Regions from separate parts of the Homo sapiens genome. Here region 1 is linked to region 2. Evidence: read pairs that join two places in POLR2A ChIA-PET (ENCODE). Cell type or tissue: B cell. All regions are shown on one strand.

The links. Peaks named below come from ENCODE experiments on the same cell type or tissue, not always from the same donor. Only the 100,000 strongest peaks of a DNase experiment are listed, where the experiment ranks them.
Region 1: POLR2A ChIA-PET joins it to region 2 with 11 read pairs; 2 of 35 experiments call an interaction of 5 or more read pairs at or near these places.

Annotation. Positions count from the first base shown.
Region 1 is chr3:194,505,046-194,509,045 of GRCh38, forward strand. No RefSeq gene overlaps it. Among named protein-coding and RNA genes, the nearest start is that of ATP13A3-DT, 20 kb to the left of the region's middle. In B cell, no CTCF peak of the experiment used is centred here; no DNase peak of the experiment used is centred here.
Region 2 is chr3:195,206,404-195,210,403 of GRCh38, forward strand. The region is part of intron 2 of XXYLT1 (xyloside xylosyltransferase 1); the gene reads right to left. Among named protein-coding and RNA genes, the nearest start is that of XXYLT1-AS2, 61 kb to the left of the region's middle. RefSeq lists enhancers at 295-822, 823-1,348. In B cell, no CTCF peak of the experiment used is centred here; a DNase peak (open chromatin) is centred at 2,051.

The DNA.
Region 1 (4,000 bases), 700 kb before region 2:
ATGTGTAACATGGCAAACCCTTGTCTCTACAAAAAAACACAAAAATTAGCCAGGCATGGTGGCGCACACCTGTAGTCCCAGCTACTCGGGGGGCTGGGGCAGGAGGATCACCTGAGCCCAGGAGGTTGAAGCTGCAGTGAGATGTGACTGTGACGCTGCACTCCAGCCTGGGCGACAGAGTGACAGACCCTGTCTCAAAAAAACAAACAAAAACAAACAAACAAAAAGATTTGCCAAGAACTACAGAACTCTCGAGAGAAATGGAGAGCTTAAAAAAAAAATTCTAATCTGTTATCTCATTTGAGCCCAATAATCCATCAAAAATAAAACTGTTGTTATTTCATTTTTTAGATGAGGAAATTGAAGTCCAGAGAATAAAAATAGTCAACTTCCAGACTAAATTCCAAATTCAGTGTTGATCCTTTCACAGCGAGGGAAAATGGGTCTGTTTCTCTCCCTGTCTCTATATAACCACAAATCCCTCCCTAGGTGATCCTCCCTGGGGATGGAGTCCTAGAAAGCCAAAGACAGTCTTCTAAAGAGCCAACAGCCTAAATTGGCATTTAATCCAGTCAACATCTAGAAAATGGATTACTACTTCCCAGATTATGTTGTACTTTAATTAAAGCTCGCAAATTACTTTTAGATCTAGTTTCTCCTTTGCAAGGAATACAGGCGATAGAGGAAGAAGTTAGAGGACACTAGCAGTCACATCCAGAAGCAGGACATTCTATAAGACATGGTCTTTACTGAAGGAGCAGGATTGAAAAAAAAGACAAATGGTCTGAACTTTTCTGAAGAATCATTATCAAGAAAATAAACAATCAAAAACAAAACCATGGAGAGATGGTTTCAGAAAAAAATAGACTAGCAAAACCTCAGAATCAAATGTAATATGTGAACCTTGATTGGATCCTGGTAATGTGTAAAAGGAATTATGTTGAAGGAATTCTTAGAATGAAGGGAATTTGAATGTGGCTGGATATGAGTGTAGAGGTCAGTTTGTTAGAGTTGTAAGAATCAAAATGGAGTCACTTGTGTTTAAAAACAAAACAAAAAACTGACAAATGGAGCCAGAGAAGGCTATGAAGGGAGAGTTCTCGTGCATAAGTGCCTGAAAACAAAAACTATCACAAAAGTCTGCAAAAATTGCAACCTTGCACACAGGTCATCGGAGCCTTACACAAAAAAATACTTCTGCGAGGACATCTGCCAAAACAACTGGCTGTTCAACCTCAAACTGGCGTCACCCTTGTTACTGATCTTTGTTGGCAAGGATAATTATCTCAAAACAATTATATAATCCTCAGTTTTCCTTTAAAAACCTTCGTCTTCTTTAACCTTTACATAGTTCACTATGGCATGCATATTCCCATTGCAATGATACATACCCAGATGAATATTATTTTTTTAGAGTGCCTCTCTATTTGATATTTAGGTCAACTAGTGTTAATTTTCTGGTATAACAGGAAACTGTTCTTATTCTTAAAAGATACATGCTGAAAATATTTTGGGATAAAGTGTCATGATTGCTGTAACTTTCAAAGGGTCAACAACAACAAAACGATGATATTGGTAAAGTATTATATATAGAGAAAATATTAACATTTTTAAAAATTTAAATGAAAGATGTACAGGAGTGTGCTGTACTGGTCTTCCGTTTCTCTGAATGTATGAAACATTTCCATAATAGAAAGTTGTGGGGAGCCAGGCATGCTGGTTCACACCTGTAATCCCGGCACTTTGGGAGGCCAAGGCAAGCGGATCACCTGAGGTCAGGAGTTTGAGACCAGCCTGACCAACATAGTGAAACCCCTGTCTCTACTAAAAATACAAAAATTAGCCGGGCGTGGTGGCAGGTACCTGTACTCCCACCTACTCAGGAGGCTGAGGCAAGAGAATTGCTTGAACCTGGGAAATGGAAGTTGCAGTGAGCCGAGATTGTGGCATTGTACTCCAGCTCTGTCTCCTTTTGAGACAGCAAGACTCCGTCTCAAAAAAAAAAAAAAAAAAAAAGGAAAGTTGGGGGAAATGATCAAGCCTCCTTAATGCAGGGATTCTGAATGAGTAGTTCATGGTTCACCTTGCAGGGAGATGGGGCCCCATGGTTGTGCTTTAAGGATGCTGTGGACTCCCTACAATGTCAGCAACTGCTGTGTGCACCTGTAGCTCTCCATTTCTCTCGAGAGAAGTCCTGTAGTTCTTCGCAAATCCTTTTCAAAGGGGACTCGTGATTCCAGAAGCATCGAAGCCTTGAGGCTTGCCTGGAGATTTTAGGTCTGGTGGCTGCAGATGCATATGAGATGTGGACTGCAAGATATTTCTCTACTGTTCAAATCACGTGTTGGAGGCGACTCCCTAAAGTCATAGGATCTCAAAATTGAAAGGAGCCTTAGGAATAACCTAGTTTTCAGCACCGAAGCGAAGCTCTCAAGACTTTGTCAAAGGTCAGGCAGTTAACTTAATGGCCGCAGGAAAAGCAAAGTCCAGGTCTCCCCTCTGCTTCTGCAAAGAACCGGTTCTGTTGGTCCAGTCGCTTGAGTTCCTACATGAACCCAAAAAAACCAGTGAACATCCTTCTGCAGGCTACAAAGCACTACGATCTGCTTCCCTCCCTACCTCCTTCTCCTGACATCCCCTCCTCCTGTCCTGCCCAGGTTCACTCCTCGCCCACCACGTGGTCTGCTTAGGGCTCCCACACAGCAAGCATGTGCCCCCTTAGGGCCTGCGTCCTGGCTGCTCCCTCTCCTCGCTGCTCTTCCTCCCAGTACTCGGTTGGTTACTGCCCCATCTTCGTCAAGCTGCCCACGTCTCACCTACTCCATGTGATTTACCCTGACCGCCCTGTTCAACACTGTAACTCCCTCCACCCCCGCCCCCCACCCCACCAGCAATACTCAGTTCCGCTGCTTATTTTTCCCATAGCACGTGTCACCTTCTAATACCCTATACAATTTGTCAGTTTTTTCCATTTGAGTATAAGCTCCACCAGGGCAGAGATCTTTGTTTTATTTGCTGATATATCCCAAGAGCCTAGAGCAATGCCTGGCACAGAGAAGGTACTCAATACCGAAAACTCTTTTCTTTTTTTTTTTTTTTTTTGAGGCAGAGTCTCACTCTGTCACCTAGGCTGGGGTGCAGTGGCACGATCTGGGCTCAAAGCAACCTCTGCCTCCCAGGTTCAAGCGATTCTCCTGCCTCAGCCTCCTGAGTAGCTGAGACCACAGGCGTGCGCCACCGCACCCAGCTAATTTTTTTGTATTTTTACTAGAGATGGGGTTTCACCATGTTGGCAGGGCTGGCCTTGAACTCCTGGCCTTAAGTGATCAGCCTGCTTTGGCCTCCCAAAGTGCTGGGATTACACCACGCCCAGCCACAATACTGAAAACTTGCTGAATGAATGAATGAATATTCTCTCTCTGAAAATTAGGACATAATTCCAATTTAAGTCCCGATAAAAGGAGCCACGAAGAGGCAAAAGAATTAGGCAGGAAAGGTTGGGGTAGTGGTTACACTAGATGCTTTACAGTTATTTATAGGGCAGGACTTAAACTCTTGGTTTGATAAAATATATGAAGGAGCATATAACTGACAGCTCAGCTCCGTTTTGCAAAGTGTCAGCCAGCACTTCTCTCTACACAAAACAGATTAGTAACATCTCTTCCTGCCAGAGGGCTTACATGTTGCAATTCTCTTGTAAAAAGTTTCTGAATATTTAATAGTTGAAGTTGAATGACTTTCTAATAGGGTGTTGATTTACTACATCACTGACATAATTAAGAGGTATCAATTCAGGTCTGTTGGGATTAAGTTTATAACCCCCAAAGGTAAGCTTTCCGAGCCAAGCAAGTCAGAAAACAACAAGCACGTGATGCAGAGGAACATTGACACACCAGCTGAAGCCTCTGCAGCTGTGTTTTCCTAAGATTCCCACCTTTGCTGCAGGCCCAGTGGGTGTCACCTTGTTCTGAGTGTGGGAGTGAAGCTACGGTGAACCCAC
Region 2 (4,000 bases):
CTAGATGGCAATAAGGTGATTATTTATTGTTAGTTTTGCTAAATGTAATAAAAATAGCGCATTTAATACAAATAGTACTTTCCAGCCAGTTGCGGTGGCTCACACCTGCAATCCCAGCACTTTGGGAGGTCGCGGTGGGAGGATCACTTGAGGTCAGGAGTTCAGGACCAGCCTAAGCAACATGGTGAAACCCCATCTCTACTAAAAATACAAAAATTAGCCGGGCGTGGTGGCACGTGCCTGTAATCCCAGCTACTCAGGAGGCTGAGGCAGGAGAGTCACTTGAACCTGGAAGGCAGAGGTTGCAGTGAAAGATTTGGCCATTGCACTCCAGCCTGGGTGACAGAGCAAGACTCCGTCTCAAAAAAAAAAAGTACTTTTCTGTTAGAGAGACTTATCAAAATATTTAAAAATAAAATAAGATCTGGTATTTGCTTCTGGGGGAGAAGGCGATGGGTGGGAGTCGAGATGAAAAGGGGCAGGCCATGAGTTGGTAACTACTGAAGCCGGTGATGAGTACACAGGCATTCATTATGCTCTCCTCTCTCCTTCTGTGGATATTTGAAATTTTCCATAATAAAAGGTGGAGGGGGAAAAAAAAAGGCCCACGGAGGATGTTCAGTGCCTCGCCATCAGTAAGAGAGAGAAACAAGGCTTTAACCTGGGTCTTCAGACCCTTCTACCACAGGCTGAGCCAGCCTGGAAGAGCCACGAGGGCAGGTGAGGAGCTGCCCCGGGCAGACTGTGGGATGGCTCGCGGGTCTGAGGAGCGCCTGGGGCATCGGGCCTGCAGGTCCCATGTTGTTGCTCCCTAATCAGCATATGGTGTGCAAAGCAGCCCCACACACAGTTGGTGGCACTGCAGATGGAGGCCACCAGGCCCGGGAGACTCAGCTACATCAGAGATGCCACACGTCTGGCTGGGCAGGAGGGCTCCAGGAAACAGCCAGCCCTGCCCTTCTTCAACAGAGGGTTTGGAGGTTCTCAGGCAACAGGAAAACAGTGACTTTATTCTACTCACCTTGGAAAGTGGGACCGACAGACAGGCCTTCTGTTATGTGCAAGATGTTCTACCTTGTACAAGAGGTGTACACTCTATGGAAAAAAGATAGCCTTGCTCAAATACCACATCCTCCTCAAAGCCTTCCCCAAATTCCTTAGCCAAAGGTGCCGCCTCCTTGGCACTTCACAGCTCTCTCTGTGCTGAGATCCCCTTGTATCAGTTACCTACTGCTGCATAACAAGTTAACCCAAAACTTAGCAGCTGCAAACAACAAATATTTATTTATCTTACAGATAAATAAATAAGCTGTAAGATAAATATGTTATTTATCTGAGACAATTCAGGCAAGCTTAGCCTCTGGCCCACGGGCTGCAATCAAGGTTGGCTAGGGCTCAACTATGTAAAGACTCAATTCCCCTCTCACTCGTGTGGCTGCTGGTGGGCCTCAGATCCTCCCTGGCTGCTGGCCAGAGACATCAGTTCCTCACCATGCAGGCCTCTCCACAGGGCAGCTCATATCATGGCAGCTGAATTCCTCCAGGCAAGGCTCAGAGAGAGAGACAGAAAGTGCCCAAGACAGAAGCAGCAGGCTTTTATAACACAGTCCCAGAGTGACAGGCCATCACTTTTGCCAGATTCTATTCACTAGAAGCATGTCAATAAGTCCAGCCTACATCAAGGGACAGGGACCCACCAGGGCACGACTCCTAGGAGGCAGGGATGACCGGGGGCCGTGTTAGAGGCTGCCCACCACATACCCCAACAGAGGTGGTATTTGGATGACACCTATTCCTTTCTTTTTTGTATGACAGGTGTTTGTACATTTATGTAAATGTCCAATTCCCCAACTAGAAAGTGAAGTTGTGAGGGCAAACCGCACATCTGACTCACATCTGTTCCCCTCCCCTCCTGTGCCTAGCACAGCACAGCATCCAGTCTCGGTGTCAGCTCTATATCTGAGAGTGGCAGTCAGCCCACCTGCCCACTGCCCACACGCCTGCCGAAGAGGCCCAGCTGGCTGCGTGTGGCACCACATGGTCCCACCTGCTCTGGTCCTGGCTGACTGGACCAACCACAACAAAAAAAATGAACAACGTATGACCTGCAGGCTGGCCTATGGGAAAATACCAAGAGACAACGCTCGTGACGGGAAAGTCACAACAAAGGCCATGCAAGCTTCAGTTCTGCAGGAACAGAAAAGCACATTTTTAGAAGGCAGCTGTAGAGAGGAGAAAATAAAGAAGTGTAGACAGAAACAATTATTCCATTAGAGAAAGAGAGAGAAGAAATCACCAAAAGATGGGTCCCAGAGCTACCCCTAATAAACCCTCTGTCACTGAGCTGAGCTGCATGAGTCCCACTTTCTCACGGGGGAGCGAGGTGAGGGAAAAGGAAGGGCAGACAAAGAGCGTCCAGAGTCCCCGGGAGGTCACTGGGCGAGGGCCACGACACCCAGCAGGGGGCTTGCAAGAGGAGTTTCCTTGAGGTTAGCTCCCAAATCAGCTCACAATCAGAAGCTCACTCCCATCCTAGGTGCCGTGAATTCTCCAAATTTCACAGGTCTGTGATTAAGGACTATGACAAACCTTATTATGTGATCAATGATGCTTTAAAAGAAAAAATACTGTACCTGACTCCCCCAACCCAAGACAGAAGGGAAGCCATCGCCCACCTCCCCTTACGTGGCTCACTCGCCTCTCAGGGGGAAGCTATCTCCCAGAGTGTAAGATGCCAGTGGGGTTAGGACAGGAACCGGCTCACCCTGTTAAGAAGCCAGTCCTCACTAGGGCAAGAAGCCTGTATGGAGGACAGACAGAGGAAGTGCAAAAGCCAAGGGTTAAGGCAGAGGAGACCTACGCCAGGTCCCCGGAGACAAGCCGCTCTCAAACTGTCTTGTCATCGAGTGCCACACCCGCTGGACCCCACTCACGTGGTGGAGTCACTCCGCTGCTGCGTGCTCCTGTCCACACAGGGTGGGAATCCTCCTCACCCCCTCGGCCCCATCAAGGGCTTTCAGATTTTACAGAAACGTTCCGGCTCTTGCCATCTCAGCCACATCAGGCCCGACTTAGGACCCTCTGGGACCTTTACAACCCCAGAGGTCAGTGTCAGGCAGCCCCACCGAAGCCGCACACTTGGGCCCTCCTGACAGGCAGAGCCGGTGACAGGGCTCGGGCGAGGCCTTCAAGCCAGAACGGAGAGCTCAGCAAGCCCAGGCAGTGGGACGGCAGAGTGTGGGTCTGAACCAGAGAAAAAGGCTGCAGCACAGGAGGGATGACCGGGGAGCAGCAGGAACGCTGACCAGGAAAACCCGCCAGGCAAGGGGAGGCCGGGCCCACACCCTGCAGCCCACTCTCTCTGGAGGCCCAGCTATCGCCCGGAATATTCCAAAGGCTATCCAGAAGCCAGAGTAAGGGGACAGAAAACGGAAAAGCAGGCCCGAGACTCCGTCCAAGGCGGCTGACCAGCAGGACCTGGCCATCAGCAACTACACACAGGACTTGAGTACAGAAATGAGTCTTCTCCAGCCAGGGACAGTGCACAAAGTTCGGGACAAAGAGAAGACGCTCAGCAGAGTCAGCCCCAGAGGCGGCTTGGCAAACACACCAGAGGGACACACAGGGATCTGACACCATCTGGGCAGCAGCAGCTGCAGTCCAGGCTGAGGCCCCGGCCGCCCGCACACCCTGGCCCAGAATGCCTGCTCGGCCCCTCCCCCAGCCTTCACCCCAAGCCTTCAAGGCTAACCTCTCCTCATCCTCCTCAAAGCTTCCTCTCTGTGCCCTGACAGAACTGACAGCACCTGGTGCATTCTCCGTGCAAACAACCCCCACACCCCGCTGAAGTCAGGACAGGACAGGACGCTGCTCTGCTGACCTCTCGCCTCTTGCTCCCTGTGTGACACCCACTCACTTGGGGTCCCTCCACCAACCGGAAGGTGAGCTCCCCAAGGGCAGGACTGCTGTCGTGCCCCAGTGCCCTGAACACAGTGGGCAG